2 separate regions of the Homo sapiens genome follow, and region 2 is linked to region 1. A link is an interaction called in ENCODE POLR2A ChIA-PET data of the cell type or tissue named here. Cell type or tissue: K562. All regions are shown on one strand. Each heading gives the region's core, and the rest is flanking DNA. Links, peaks and the distances in the headings are about the cores only.

Region 1 (7,996 bases), core at 1,152-6,151:
AATTTCTGAACTCACTATTTAGGTCTTGGTATAGACATTGCCTACTCCAGGAAGCCTTCCCTGATCCTACTTCCCACCAAAGCCAAGCACTTACTTCTGTCACAGTATTGTCACGCTACATTGTCATTGCCTATTTATCTGTTCATCTGTTTATGTTTCTCTTTTCCACTAGACAACAGACTGGCAAACTTTTTCTACAACAAGCCAATAGTAAATAGTTTAGGCAGTACGGGCCATAGAGTCTCTGTCACAACTACTCAGTGCTGCCATCATAGTGTTAAAATAGCTATAGACAATATGTAAACAAATGAGCATGGCTGCATTCCAATAAAACTTTATTTACAAAAACAGATGGTGGGTCATATTTGGCCCACAGGAAATAGTTTACCCAACTTTGCACTAAGAGGAAGAGCTTTGCAAAGCAGAAAATGTTTCCTATTCAACCATCCCTTACATAGTACCTAGCACAGAGAAGGTACTTGATACTTAATGAACAAAGGAACAGTGTTAAAAAGGTTGTTTGCAAACCCTGTCATGGCCTGATAGGAATAAATGAACCCATCACATTCCTGAAGTATAGAAGGGCTGCCTAAGCATTATGCCTTAGCCTGAATATGGCTGGGACCACTGCATGTGCTAGAGAGTGTGCTGAGCCTGGAGTGTGCCCAGGGTACAGGCCACATCTCCAAGCAGGACACCCTTCCCTGTTCCTCAATCTTGCCTCTCCCTACCTGTCCAGATCCCTGCCATTCCTGATAGGTGGGCACCAATATTGCTTCCCCTGGTACAATTGCTTCTCTTGGACACCGCTTCTGCCACCACTGAGTATGCCACCTCCTACCCGCTGCCAGCCACAGTCACTGCAGATGTCTAGGGCCACAGGGGTTCAAAGCCCCAAGGTGAAGAATTGTGATTTGGGGGGAAAAAAAAAACCCTCTTCCATGTTTAATTCCCCCAGAAGGGACTCATAGCAATGGTGCTTAGGCCCCAACATCTCGCAATGTTTTATTGGAATAATCAACTCTCCCCAGGGACCAGTCATGAGTCAATGGTGGGGATAGGGGTCATACAGGGAAAAAAAACAGAGACTTCCATCATGGAGTACTCAGAAATGCCCCTCTCTTCAAGGACTGGGATTGTGTTATTTGGATAAGCTCCTTGGCCCAGTTCTCTATTACCCCAAAGGAGCTCACTCTCCTAAGAATCCTCAGTTCCTCATTTCAATAGCCCCTGCTGATTCAGCCCAGCCATCTTTCAGACATTCCTAGATAAATACAAAACTTCACTTGCACACAACATAGGTTTAACCTCAATACCTCAACCTCCAACCCCCTCTGGGTAAATATGGTAGATTCTGTTTTCAGTCTCAATTCTTACTCCACCATACTAAGATTATACATCTCAACTTTTGCCACGTAACTTGCAGTGCTTGCACTGCTCTCCCACTGGGAGAGAAGCTTATGTCTCTACCCCCATGGATGTTTTGCTTGGCCACGTGACTCACACTGGCTGATAGGATGATAGTACGCATGACCAGGCAGAAGCCTCATGTGGGCACAGATGGTTTACTTGCCCTCTGAGCTCCTCCTATTCTCCATGGGAAGCTCATGCTCTGGAGAGCCACTGCTCCAAGGAGAACAAAGCTCTGTGGAACAGATCTGAATCCCACATCCTCCCTGGAGTCCAGCCTGGCCCAGCCAAAATCCCCTGAACCCCAGCCAACCCACAGACCCATAAGAAAGAAAAATAAATGCTTGTTGTTTACCACTGACTTTGAGGTGTTTTGTTATGCAGCATTACAGTAGCAGTGACTAAAATAACGAAGTAGGAAACTTGCTCCAAACCTTCCCAGTGGGCTTCCAGGGACTGATTTACCAGGTTAATAAAATGCTTGGAGGTACCTACTTCCCTTTACTTCCCTGGCAACAGTTCCAACCATTTGGATCTGGCTGTACTCTCCATTAGTCCAGTTACTGGGAAAGCTCTGAGCTTTAGAAGTCTTTCACTTTCAGTTGGTTTTTACTTTCTGAACATCTAAGCAGGCTATGGAGCTCCGTGGAGGCTCCCCTGTTCACTGTGGGCTTTGAGGAGGAGTCTGGCTTGGCATCTTCTAAAGGTGATGGAAAAGTTAATTGTATAATGGCACTCATTAATAGACAGGGCTAGACAGTCAGAGCTGTCCTTGAGTCAACTGCTTATGGCAAATGAATGGAGAATTGAAGCTCTTGCCTCCATGATTCGTGACTGAAAGAACAATTTATTCAGAAATATCCACTGATTTTAGAAGGAAAAAATTCTCATTTGAAATTATCAGGCATTAGCCTTGATTCCACAATTCCCAGCATAGTCTAGTTTTGCAGGTGTGAACCACAGCCTTTGAAACTCATGAATTGGGTGAGCCCATTGGAGCAAATCTCAAATGCAAATTCCTTCTGTCTGACATGAAAGCTTGTTGAAAAGTTGTTATGCTAGATTTTGCAAAAAAAAAAAAAATTGGTTGTAATTATTCACTTCTCATATCCACATCCCTTTGCAATTTGCCTTTGCAGACCCTCCTATCAAGAGACAGAGATTTCCCCACACTTTAAATCTGGGCTGGCCTGGTGATTTGCTTTGACCAGTGGAATTCAGAGGAAGTAATGTTGTGCCACTTCCACTGAATGCTTTAGTTTGTTCTCTTGGAACTCTGCCCAGCCTTCATGTGAGCAAGCCTGGCTTTCTGGTGAGAGATGGCATGAAGCACCAATGAGTCATCCCAGCTGAAGTCTTCCTAGACAAGTCAACACAAAGCTTGCCCTAGACACATGGGTAAGTCTGGCCAAGACCAGAAGAGCCACTCAGCTGAGCTCAGTCCATATTCCTAACTCAAGAGAATCATGACCTGAGTAAATAGTGGTTGTTTTAAGCCTCTGATTTTAAAGTAGTTTTTATGGAGCAAAACTGATACAATTGTCATTACTAAGAATGCATTAGGACTACCTCACACCCATCAGGATGTCTACTAGCAAAAAAAAAAAAAAAAAAAAAAAAGGCATTAGTGAGGATGTGGAGAAATTAGAACCCTCATACACTGTTGGTGGGAATGTAAAATATGTAAAATGGCATAGTCACTGTGGAAAACAGTATGGCAGTTCCTCAAAAAATTAAAACTAGAATTACCACATGATCTAGCAATCCCATTTCTGGATATACAGCCGAAGTAATTTCAATCAGTATGCCAAAGAGATATCTGCACACCCATGTTCACTGCAGCATTATTGACAATAGCTATCACACAGAAGCAATCCAAGTGTTTATCAATGGATAAACAAAATATGGTATATACATACAATGGAACATTATTTAGCCTTAAAAAAGAAGGAAATTCTGATACATGTTACAACATGGACAAACCTTGGGGACATTATGTTAAGTGAGATAAGCCAGTCACCAAAGGACAAATATTATATGATTCCACTTATATGAGTTGCTTAGAATGGTCAAATTTACACAGATAGAAACTAGAATGGTAGTAACCAGGGGCTGGAGAGAGGAGGGTAGGCAGGGGATGGGAGTTATTGTTTAATGGGTACAGAGCTTTAGTTTTGTAAGATGAAATGAATTTTGGAGATGGATGAGGATTTGGTGATGATTTGCATAACAGTATGAATAAACTTAATACCACTGAAATATACTTAAAAGTGGTTAAGATGATAAATGTTGTGTGTGTATTCTACCATAATTTTTAAAAGATAAATGCATTCAGGTGGTGTTGGGAACTTTCTGGGAGTGAATAGTGTTCAGAGAATCCTCAGCCAATCTGTGAAAAGGCATGAACTGCAGGGGAGGAGAAAGGAGGCACAAACACCACTGTGAAATGCCAGCGGGATGGCGGGTGGTTCAGACAGGGCTCAGAGTAGAGGGACTGTGATGTTAATGTTGGATGCTGAATTCATCAGGATTCTTTGGTTGCAAGTGACAGAAAACTAACTCAAACTAGCCTAAAGTAAAAAATGAAAACTATTTTCTGCCACAGCTGACAGCAATACATGCTCAGGCACCTCATAGAACTGAAGAAGGACCTGCCAACAAGACTGGGTCACCAGCTTCCTCTTCTTTGTTCTCTCCTAGAGCTCTGGCTGTGAGCAACCCCTCACCTCCTTCCAGATCAGTGACCCCAGAGGCAAGTCAGCTTCTCCAGCTCCTAACTGGAAATCCTGGGGAGGCATCTGATTGGTCTGACTTAGACCCCGTGTCTACTCCCAGACTAATCACGGTCTAGGGCAATGGAGGATTCTGATTGGCCAGACCTGGATCAAGTGATCCTGTGGCCAGGGTGGGAGTGAGATTTGCTTCAGAGAAGCAGATGAGGATGCTTGCTGGGCAAACATACACAGTGACTACAGTCCATAATGGATGCTATTATATTAGTGAGGGTCATTTAGGAACATCATCCCCCATGCTAAGGAAGGGCCGTATACCTATCCTCAGTACAGCAGAAAGGTAAAGAGCTCAAGCCATGGAGAATATTAGGCATCACGACTAGCAGTGTGAATTTGGACGAGACTTTCACCTTTCAAAGCTTTCGTTTCCCCATTTACAAATTGAACTATTACATGGCTGATGCAAAGGTGAAAGATGAGAATGTTTATAAATTGTTTCCCACTGTGTCTTGTACCTTACAAGCATCAAAAAATAAATTCCTAACAATAGCAGTAATAAAAATGACTATGAATATTGCCTACAACCTGTTTTCTTTGCTGTCTGTCCCATGGGACACCAGGAGGCAGATCTCTATGGCTTTCATTCATTCTTTCAAGCCCCATCTGAGCACTTCTGTATGCAGCCAAACCCCAGAGTGTAGCTGGGTGTTGGTTTTCACATGGTTAGTACCTGGGCCAGAACCAGAGTGAGGCCAGTGAGGGGCCTACAGTATAAAATTTCAGGAGGCTTCACTCTCAAGGCCGTGTAAGTGCAGTTCCAAGCACTTGCTGGCCTCACCCTAGTTCCAGCCTAGCCTACTGGGTTAGAATCATTTGGGGCTCTCGTTAAAAGTACATTCTTGGGTGAAATCCAGATCTAGGAAATCTGAATGTTCATAGGTGGGCCTGGGACTTTGAGAAGGTCTCATTCCCAGGGATTCTTCTGTTGTCCATGCTGGGCTGGCGACTAGCTTTTAAGGACAGGGCTGTCCAGTGTACTAATGCAGTGGTTTTCAAAGCACGTCTACAAAGTAAGAGGATTTCTGCAGAAACGCCTCTGGGTACCATGGCAGGGAGTGCTTAGGGGGCAAGTGAGAGGCACCCTGCACTGACCACTTCAACTGTGTTTAAACTTCATATATACTACACTTTCACTGAAATAAGATGTCACTTGATAAAACAGTTCCATTGATTTAAAAGAAAGTTTGAAAACTTCTGGGCTAGAAGCGTTAGAGAACTTGAGGTGCCTTTTTTTTTTTTTAAATGAGATGGAGTCTTGCTCTGTTGCCCAGGCTGGAGTGCAGTGGCTTGATCACAGTTCACTACAATCTCTGCTTCCTGGGTTCAAGCAATTCTCCTGCCTCAGCCTCCTGAGTAGCTGGGATTGCAGGTGTGTGCCACCACACCCAGCTAATTTTTGTATTTTTAGTAGAGATGGGGTTTCACCATGTTGGCCAGGATGGTCTCCATCTCCTGACCTCGTGATCCACCCACCTCAGCCTCCCAAAGTGTTGGGATTACAGGCGTGAGCCACCACATCCAGCCGAGAGGCTCTTTAATATGCAAATGGCTGGCCTCTTCAAGCTGTTCCCTCACTCACCTGGACTCTCCTCTTCACTCTCACCTTTCTTTCTCTCCTTTACCCCTGGATAAACCCTGACTGGGATCTGGAGGGCTGCCCCTGCCCAGAAAGAACAAGGTGGAAGGAGAGGGGTAGCTGAGCCTCATGGCATCCATGCCAGCCCCCATGTGGCTAGAGCCAGATCCCCGCACGCTACCCTGCAGGACTGACCCCTGAGGCTGCCAGAGCTCAGCCTCCCCACTGCTGGCCTCACTCAAAGTTCTTTTCTGGGCTGGGTTGGGAGTTAGGGCAGGGAGAAATCTCAATTTGTTGCACCTTTACCTTCCCCTCCCACCCCAGAAAATCTAGGTCTGCCTGTTCCCATGGGGAGTTCTGCTTCCACCAACGCACTGAGTACAACAGGAGGACAAATTCTGGGGACCGGGGGGGTTCCATTCTGGGTCTGATGGGGCCCAATTCAGCCAGGGTCCTCCTGCGGGTCCCCTCTCCTCTGACTTAAAAAGCCAGGATGCTAACTCAACTTCACCATTCCACAATGTATACATATCATGTTGTACATGATAAATATATATAATTTTATCAATTTAAAAAAAATTAAGCTCAGGTTTATATGTGATTTTATAAATACACATAGTTGTCTCATATAATTAGAAAATTATCCAATTTTTTTGAATAAAAATATATTAAGATATGTTATTTCAATGCTTCTAGACTGTGACTAGGAAAATCATATATTCTTTCAAGCACACCATTCCTGATTTCAATGCTGCTTAATTGAAGCAGCATTAATGGAGAACTTAATTTCATTTCCACAACTCAGTTTAGCTGCCTTGGAGATAAATATCTAAGGGTTTTATGATGGAGGTTAGAGTTATTGTTGTGTTGTTTTGTTTTCTAGAAAATTAATGCCCAAAAAAGCAAAGAATCGCAGAGAAATGGCCCCTTCATGAATGATCAATGAGGAATGGATCAGGAGTTCCAGGCTGTCACAGGGATCCAGGCTGCAAACTCCAAAAAAGGAAACATCAGCTTTAGAAGTGCTCAGAAGCCACCCCGTAACCCCTGCCGGCCACAGCTTCTAACACTTAGATGGAATCCTTTTAGATACTAAAACAAAAATAGATTATATCTCAGAAAGAGACACGAAAATGATTTGACACTATGTGTATAATCTAATTCAAACCATAGACCCCCTAATCGACATTTAATTGATGCAATAATGTTTGTTCATGACGGTAAATAAACAAAATATATAAACAGAAACATCTTCTTTGATGTTTAATGACTGCTTAGCAGCTATTTGGGTCAGAGCTACTGAGTCCTAATAAACAAATGCTTAATAATCAATTGAAATGCATTTCTCTGGTTATTGCCTTATTAAATCAGATCCAACTTCAGCTGAGGAATATTCCTTCCAACAGGAAGAAAATGGTTGGAAATGAAAAAGGTTGTGATGGCAAGTCCCTGTGTACCCTGCAAGTGAAATGGACGAGTTTCTCTCTCCATCCCTGCAATCACCTGGAGCCCATGAGAAAGCCACACTCCAGCCTGCAGGTACCCTGGGTCTTGTTGTGCTAAAACAAAGTGTCTCCTTTTCAGGTTTGACTGTCATTATAAATCCCCTTCTATTACCTCCCCTATGGGGTAATCCATGTAAACAAAACAACCCATGTAAAAAAAAGCAGTGTCTGACATGTTCCATAAATCCTCAAAAAGATGGTTATTTGCTACTGTCATTATTATTGTTATAACATTATTATTGTTATAACATTATTATTATAATCCTAACTTGCCACTGCTTTCTGAGCATGCGTGAAACTCTGGTCACCTGAGTTTTTGTTTGTTTTTCATAAAAGCCAGCCTTGTTTTTCAGTGCCCGAGTCAAGCCACATCCTGCTGTCCCAAACAGCAGCTCCATCAGCTCCAAGCCATGTCCGGGAAGGGCCACCACTGGCCATGGCCAAGTCTGCAGTCCGGGCCACCTCCAGCTGGAACTCTGAGCTCTTGCTCCTCAGGTGTCTGGAAGTTCACGCCAGCCTTTTCTGTGTCACCTCCAGTCCTCATGCTTCCAGGAAGTGAGCCTTGTGTTTGGGGCCCTGGAATGGACATCCAGGCTCTGTTTCTCACTCCTAAAGATTCCCCAGAGCCCAGCTCCTGGTGGCTGAGCCCATCAGTAACTCCACGAAGTCCCTTCCTACAGCTGCTCAGCCACTAGCCCCCTGGCAAGCCCCTC
Region 2 (7,996 bases), core at 1,547-6,546, 50 kb before region 1:
TGTGCATATACATGAGCTGCCACCTTAGACAGCTCATGCCCACTTGCAATGATGTCATAAACACACATACTGAGACTGTGCCACAGGCAGCATCAACTCATGCAATATCCATAAATGCTTCACATGTTCACATGATTTATGGTCATCCATATGTGTATACATTTTGCTCAACCATATGAAATTGCTCTTTTATTGGCAATTTCATTTGGCTCAAACTAATGTACATACAATTATATAAAATCACAGCTATTTCATGAATGTACATACAACCACACGTACACACACAGCTCATACTCACGACATACACATACACACACACACAGAATGTATGCATGCACCATGTACAACTTGCTTCTCATCCCCCATCTATTGCCTGACCCAGGCGCAGGCTCCGTGGTAGTGAGTTCCATCACTGTCATTGTCAAGGCTGCTATTAAAGCTCAGCTCCAACCATCCAAGAAATCAGTCACTGGGGCTTGGCCTCTGTGGCCCTGGCCTCAACCCGCAGCTGTGCTCAATGTCTCTCCCTACCCTGCCCCATCCAGTTAGCCTTGTCTTTAACCCTAAATACCCCTTTCTTTGCTCCCTGTGTTAGTCCGTTCTCACGCTGCTGTAAGAAACTACCCGCGACTGGGTAATTTATAAAGGAAAGAGATTTAATTCACTCACAGTTCTGCAGGGCTGGGGAGCCCTCAGAAAACTTACAATCATGGTGGAAGGCACCTCTTCACAGGGCAGCAGGAGAGAGAAGAATGAGAACCAAATGAAAGGGGAAGCCCCTTATAGAACCATCAGATCTTGTGAAAACTTACTATCATGAGAATAGCATGGGGAAAATGCTCCCATGATTCAATTACCTCCCACCACGCCCCTCCCACCACACATGGAGATTATGGGAGCTACCATTCAACATGAGATTTAGGTGGGGACACAGCCAACCCACATCACTCCCCATCACTCTTGCACAGCCTGAAAGGCTCCTACCAGCTGAAAGGCTGCCTAGAAGTTGTGGAGCCTCACTCTCTTAGACACTCCAGCCCTATCCTAAAACTCTACACAAACATGCAGACTAGAGGGTGGAAGGATGACCATCAAAGACAGAGAGAGAAGGCCCCTGGGGCTCAGGGCTGCCAAAGGTGAAGATATTTATTGAGCTCCAATTCTGTCAGGTCCTGTACTAGGCACTAAGGATGTTGTAATGAACAAAAGCAGATAGAATCCCTGTTTATACAGTTCTCACATTCAAGGGCAGAGAGGGACAAATTTTTTTTTAAGTACAAATAAACATAAAATTCCAACTCTAAGAAGTGGTATGGAGGAGAGGTATATATGCCTCAGGTTCTTCATCTGTACAATGGGATAATAATAGTACCGACCTCATAGGATCGATGTGAGGATTAAATGAAATAACATGTGTAAAGTTCTTATAATGGGCCTTGATACACAGTAAGTGCTATATATTGTTAGCTCTTTTATTATAGCTAGATTATTCTATATGGAGGGAATTAAGTTAATCAGAGTGATTAATAAAGGCTTCCCCATGAAAGTTACAGCTCAGCTGATACCTGAGGATGAGTAGGAATCAAGGAGATGAAGAAGAGAGGGCATGTCATGTGCAAAGTCCCTGTAGCAGGAGACATTAACTGACAGATGCTCACATGGTTTCAGTGCAAACGGTGAGGAGGTGGTCATTCAGCATGAGACTGGGTGGGCTGACAGGCAGCAGACTGTGCAGGGCATTGAAAGCCATAGCAAGAAGTCAACATTTGTAGAACATAAATGCAATAGGAGGCCTTTGCAGAGTTATAGACAGAGAATAATATGGTTTGCATTTGCATTTTGAAAGACCACTCCTGCTGAAATGCAGAGAATAGATTGAAAGAAGACTACATCAGTCACCAATGGGACACCTTATAGGACAATCCAAGCTGTGTGATGCAAGTGGGCCATTGTTAAAAATTCACTGACATGAGTTAATCCCAGGATGGGATTAATTCACTGACATGAGTTAATCCCAGGATGGGATTAACTCACTGGCAGGGGGACTTTCTCAGTGTAGAGGAGCACAGCAAGGCTGCATCTGTAACCACTGGGGAATGAAGCCCAGGATGGGAGCATATAAGGAGAGGTGACTTTCGGTCCATCACATAGGCAGCAAAGTCATAACTGCAAGACTTGAGTATATTTGGAGCAGGATTCAAGAAGCAGGTGGAAATGAAAGTCCCGGGTTCTCATTCTTGGGGAAAGAATTACTGAAAAGAACAGATAAGGTGAAGCAGATGGCAGGTCACCAGCCACAGAATCAGGAAAACATGACAGAAACCTGCATCATCCAATATTCCCCTGAGGATAACAAGTAACTTTCATCTCACGTGCATGCTCTAGTTGGTTGGGAGAGGCTGCCTGTAGTTCTATGTTGAGAAAAATTCTGAAGTCAAGTCTAGGGTTAGTAAGAGTGTTGTGATTTATTAACATGCCTATCTTGGGCACAGAAGGTAGGAACTAGTGGGACATGTATCATGGGTTTACCACCCCTGAACTATGAATGTATTCATCCAAGCTCTTGTGGTTGTGAGTGACAGAAACCCAATTCAAAATAGCTTAAGCAAAAAATTAAAAAAGAAACATACTGGCTCATATAACTGGGAAGTCTAAGTCTGAGATACAGCAGAATCCAAGTGATGCTGCTGTCAGAACTTAATCAAGCCCTCTCAGTCTCTTGACTTTGCTCTTCTTGATTGTGTCCTTAGGTAGGTTACCCCCTCTTAGGGGTGACCAAGCCAGCCTGTCTGTCCTTAAGGCTATATTCCAAATGAGTCAATGTCATTTTTCATAATACGTCAAGCAAAAGTCCCAGCAAAGGCTCTGATTGGCCTGGCGGGGTTATATGCCCACCCATGGGTGGCAGGGGTATAAGCTTCCTAAAAGCCGTATTTGGAAAGTTCAGTTTCCTGACCAAGATGTTTATAGACAAAGGACTTGGTAGTTCCTAAAATAATCAAAGCTGGACAGACAGAAAGAAAAGGTATGTCCATACAGGGCTTATGTGGCCATGAGGCTAATTCCAGGTTCACCCACTGAACGTGCCCACAGGTTCCTTCCTTTGGTGCCTGTGCAGCTAATGGAAGCTTTGCAGATCTCAGGCTGATGGAGACAGCGACTGTCACGAAGGCTTAATGGGCATCATAGTCAAAGGAGGATATACAGCTAAGAAGCTAATAGAGACTGAAAGCCAGAAAACAGAATCCTAGCATGTCACCAAACCAAGGGCATCAGAAGCAGATATGGTAAGGGCAGCTTGGAATAAGAACAGGGAGAGAGGAAAGCAGAAGCCAGTGGGTTAGGGAGGAGGTAGGTGGGCAGTTTTGGTGACCTCCTGGGAGAGGCCTTGCTCTCTGTTTATCTACTGCAGTCTCCGAGGCATTATTCCATCAGTCCGCCCATCTTCCAGGATCTTCAGCCTCTCCCACAACATTGGCTCCTTCCTCTCAAAATACAAAACAGACTCAAGTCCCATCATACTCAAAAAAAAAAAAAAAAAAAAAAAAAAGCCCTTCCCCAATTCTGCATTTTCTTTAATCTACAGTAGCATTTCCTGAGGTATGTGAAGTGTGTTCTACAGCAGCACTATTCCTGGTGTGTGATCCACAGATACTTGCTGTTCACAAACTGGCTCCTGACGTGTAACAAGAAACGAAATTGAGAGCAGCTGTTTAGGAACCATAATAACAATTTGACAGAGTAACTATATGTCTGTTGAATCTAATAATAAAAAGTAGGCCTGTATTTTGTGTATTTTTTTCATTTTTTCAGTAACTCATTTTTGTTGTATTTTACAAAAGTATCAGTCTGCATGCAACAGGTTGAAAATTTAAAACATACACACATGTGCACTGATCTTAACACAGATGGTTTGAGAAATACTGTTTTACAAAATTAGTGTTCTGTGATATATTCAATGTAAAAATAAAATAAGAATGGGTTAATTAAGTATGGGAATGAAAGTCGGTACAAAAGAAGGCATTTTTAAGTTTCATAATCCAAAATAAGTGGTATATTCCTCCCTGAGGCTGAAAAAGCACATCAATTTATGAAAGGCATTCTCTGCAGCCATATCTTGGAACTCTAAGGTTTGAAAGAGCTTTTAGGCTGCAAGACCAATATCCACCAGCTTATTTTCCCAGCATAATTCCTGGCATTTAATATTCAATAATTATTAGTTTGAATAAACTCGTTATCCGGATTGGTTCCTGTTCCAGTTATTCATTTCTGTATAACCAAACACCTCAAAACTTAGTAGTTCAGCATAGCAATTTATCACTCCCTCTCATTTTTCTATGGATTGACTGGGCTCAGCTGGGCAGTTCTCACTTGGGGTTTCTCATGCAGTTGCAGTTACATGGTGGCTGGGACTATGGTCATCTGAAAGGTCAACTCAGCTGGACATCCAAGACGACCTCTTCACTCACGTTTGGCACCTCAGTTGCAATGGCTAGAAAAGATGAGAACTGGCCAAGCATCCCTCTCTACATGGTCTCTCCAGGTGGTTAGCTTGTTCTTCCTCATAGCATGGCAGTCTCAGGGTAATTGAACATCTTATATATTATTTGGCTTTCCCCAGAGCAAGTTCAAAAAAAAAAAAAAAAAAGCAAGTAGAAGAATCCAGTTCTCTTAAAGGCCAGCAAGGCGCAGAACTGGCACAGCACCAATGGAAGCTTTGCAGGGCTCAGGCTAGTGGAGACAGTGACTCTCACCAAGGCTTCAGGGGCACCATAGTTAAAGGAGGATATAGAGCTGAGACACTAATAGAAAGATACTGAAGGCCAGAAAACAGAATCCTAGCATGTCACCAAACCAAGGGGATCAGAAGCAGATATGGCAAGGGCAGCTTGGAATAAGAACAGGGAGAGAGAAGAGCAGAGGCCAGTGGCCAACATATTCCATTGGTTGAAGTAAACATGAGGCCAGCCACTCCATCTCTCAGTGGGAGAATAACAATTTGCAGTTATCGTTGTCCAATACTGTCTCTCTGGCAATACTGCAACCCCTAAGTGATAGATATCAAGAAGAACAATCTTTAATATTATTTTTCATTATAATAATTCTCACCATCACTTACTAGGCCCTGACTTGCTATGCTCAGCACTTCATATCTATTATTCCATTAAATTCTCACAACAATTATTTTTATTTTATAGAAAATGAAGCTGAGGTTCAGAGACTTACTCAAGGTTATACAGAGAGTAAGTGACAGGAATAGGACACAAAACCAAGGCTACAGTCTTGTAGCCTTTTGAGCTTTAGAGCTCACAGTCTTGACTACTGACTTGTCCATTGACCCAACACCTCTGATTCATCTCAATTATCACCCCAAATATTGTTTGGTTTGCCCTTGATTCACCTCCAGAAGATTCACCTGGCCTGCCTAGCTTTCCATCAAGCAGCAAACCTGCCAACAGCTCCTCCCCACATTTCTTTTTTTTTAAATAATGCCCTGTCCATCAGCAATGAGTTAGGAATGACCTCGTAGCTCAAGAACTGCAAGTCATATTTCTGCGGGGACCTATGAGGGGCTGCCAAAGTGCCTCTCAGGCCTGGCCAGAGTGAGCAGGTAATTAGATTGAATCCACTCTTTGGCTCAGTTTCTTTTCCAAGCAAATCGGCCGTTAAGCAATCCATTCTTCAGGCACTCATACATCACCTGAGAACACCAGGCCATGATGGATGAGCTGGGCCATCAGCAAGGCCCACGATGGATGGCTGTCATTCATCACTGTGAGGAGCCAAAGGAGTCATGAGTTACTCTGGCTGTGGCACCTTCCAGCCCCTTTGGGGCCAGAGCCAGGAGGACAGAGGCTGGGAGTGGGGGTGTAGAGCTGGGAAGACTTCTCTGGGAGATGTGTCAGCAACCATAGGAACATTCTGTCTGAGCCACTCCAAAGTAACGAAATGTTTAATGCGGTTTGTTGCTGGAACAAGGAGCTCATAAGAAAAGGAGAATGTAATAGATAAGATCACGGACTTTGGAAATTGTACTTGCCTGATACGTGTCTTTGTTCTGCCTTTTCCTTGTTGTGTAAGCTTGAGCAAAGGATTTACCTCTCAGAAACTCAGCTTCCTCATCTCATTCCAGGTGCTCCTTCACATTTCTTAACCCCTCATAGTTAGTTAGGCTGGGCCATGTGACAAGTTCTGGTTAATGAAACACGTGTGCAAGTAACAGCTGTCACATCTGAATGACACACTAAAAAGTTCCCAGAAGGCTCTCCAACCTCTCTCTTCCCCTGCCACAATAACCAAGAGGTCTCATGCTAAGATATCAGAGCTGCAGAATAAAAATAGCCTGGATGGCTGATCATCTGGAAGGTGACTGCGCTGGAGGGCTGCACAGACCCACAGCTGACATTGAGTCAGCAAGAGATAAACCTTTGTTAGGCTAAGCCATTCAGTTCATTGTTTGTTATGGCAGCATACACTACATGTGTTTGGCTGTTTTGGCATTGCTATAAAGAAATACCTGAGACTGGACAATTTATAAAGAAAAGAGGTTTAATTGGCTCACAGTTCTACAGGCTTTACAGGAACCATGGTGTTAGCTTCTGGGGAGACATGAGGAAGCTTATAATCATGGCAGAAAGCAAAGGAGCAGCAGCCACATCACATGGCAAAAGCCAAAGCAAGAGAAAGAGGTGCAAGGGTGTAGGTATCACACACTTTTAAACGACCAGATCTCGTATGAGCTCAGAGCAAGAGCTCATTTATCACGAAAGGGATGACCCAAACTATTCATGAGGGATCCATACCCATGATCCAAACATCTCTCACCAGGCCCCATCTCCAATGTTGGGGATTACCATTCAACATTAGATTTGGTGGGGACACATATTCAAACTATATCACTAGCCTACTCTGGCAAATACTCCATATCAGGGATTGGCAAACAGCCAGATAATACATATTCTAGGCTTTGTGGGCCAGATGCTCTGTTTCATAATCTTCTTCATTTTGTTTACAACTGTTTTAAAATGAGAAAAAGCATTGTTAGCTTGCAGACCTTACAAAATAAGCCACAGGCTGGATTTGGTCTACAGGTTGTAGATTGTGAACCCCAGCCTAAATCATAAGATTGTTGTGAAAATTAAATGAGATGATGAACACATGCATTTTTTAAATGTTAGCTGCTACTAACTTTAACAGTGGTAATGGTTATTATAAACAGTAATATTTACAACTATGCCAGGAACTCCTGTAGGCATTGGTGATTTTGCAATGAACAAATCATTATGAAACTTATATTGGGGAGGGGGTGGTTATCGTTGTTGTTATGGTGACATCAGTCGTGGCGACGATAGCAAAGGTTATAGGATATTGTAAAAGTTTAATCCAATTCATGGGGCCTAAATCCTTCCTTCTGTTATGATTTGGGACAACTGTCATGGCTGGAGCCTGAAAGAAGCATCCTCTCTGCCCAAGTCCCATGGTTTCCAAGGACAAAATCATCTGGCCATTCCATGTAGCCCTTGTACCATAATAATGATCATAATATTTGACCAGCCCAAGTTCTCACTGAACCATGTCCAATGTTAATGTCCTCCCTGCCACATGCAACCCCAAAACAGTGCTCCAAAAGGTCCCTTTAGCTGCAGAGTGGTTAAAGCTGCCTTGCTCACCCATGTGTAGATCCCTGGTCTGGAAGACGTGCATGCCCAAGATTTGCTGGGGTAAAGATAAAGCCCTCCCTAATGTGTATGGCTTTGAGATGTAGCTTCCGAGTTTCTGTAGTAATTTACAACCTATATTTATTGAGAGCCTGTTATATGTTGGAAACTATCCTATATAATTTATTGACTCATTTGGCATTAACCCAAATGAGACTGAGGGTCAGAGAGGTGATAAACCTCGCCCAACACTACTGTTGAGTGTGGCCAAGGCATAAAAGTGATGATCTTGCTGACTCCAAAATCATTGTGTTCTGCCTGCTACACCACACTGCCTT

The links. Peaks named below come from ENCODE experiments on the same cell type or tissue, not always from the same donor. Only the 100,000 strongest peaks of a DNase experiment are listed, where the experiment ranks them.
Region 2: POLR2A ChIA-PET joins it to region 1 with 5 read pairs; 3 of 35 experiments call an interaction of 5 or more read pairs at or near these places.

Annotation. Positions count from the first base shown.
Region 1 is chr20:39,112,475-39,120,470 of GRCh38, reverse strand. No RefSeq gene overlaps it. Among named protein-coding and RNA genes, the nearest start is that of LINC01734, 110 kb to the left of the region's middle. RefSeq lists an enhancer at 7,760-7,996. In K562, for the core only: no CTCF peak of the experiment used is centred there; a DNase peak (open chromatin) is centred at 4,250.
Region 2 is chr20:39,163,140-39,171,135 of GRCh38, reverse strand. The region is part of intron 2 of LOC107985448 (a long non-coding RNA gene); the gene reads right to left. Among named protein-coding and RNA genes, the nearest start is that of LINC01734, 58 kb to the left of the region's middle. In K562, for the core only: no CTCF peak of the experiment used is centred there; no DNase peak of the experiment used is centred there.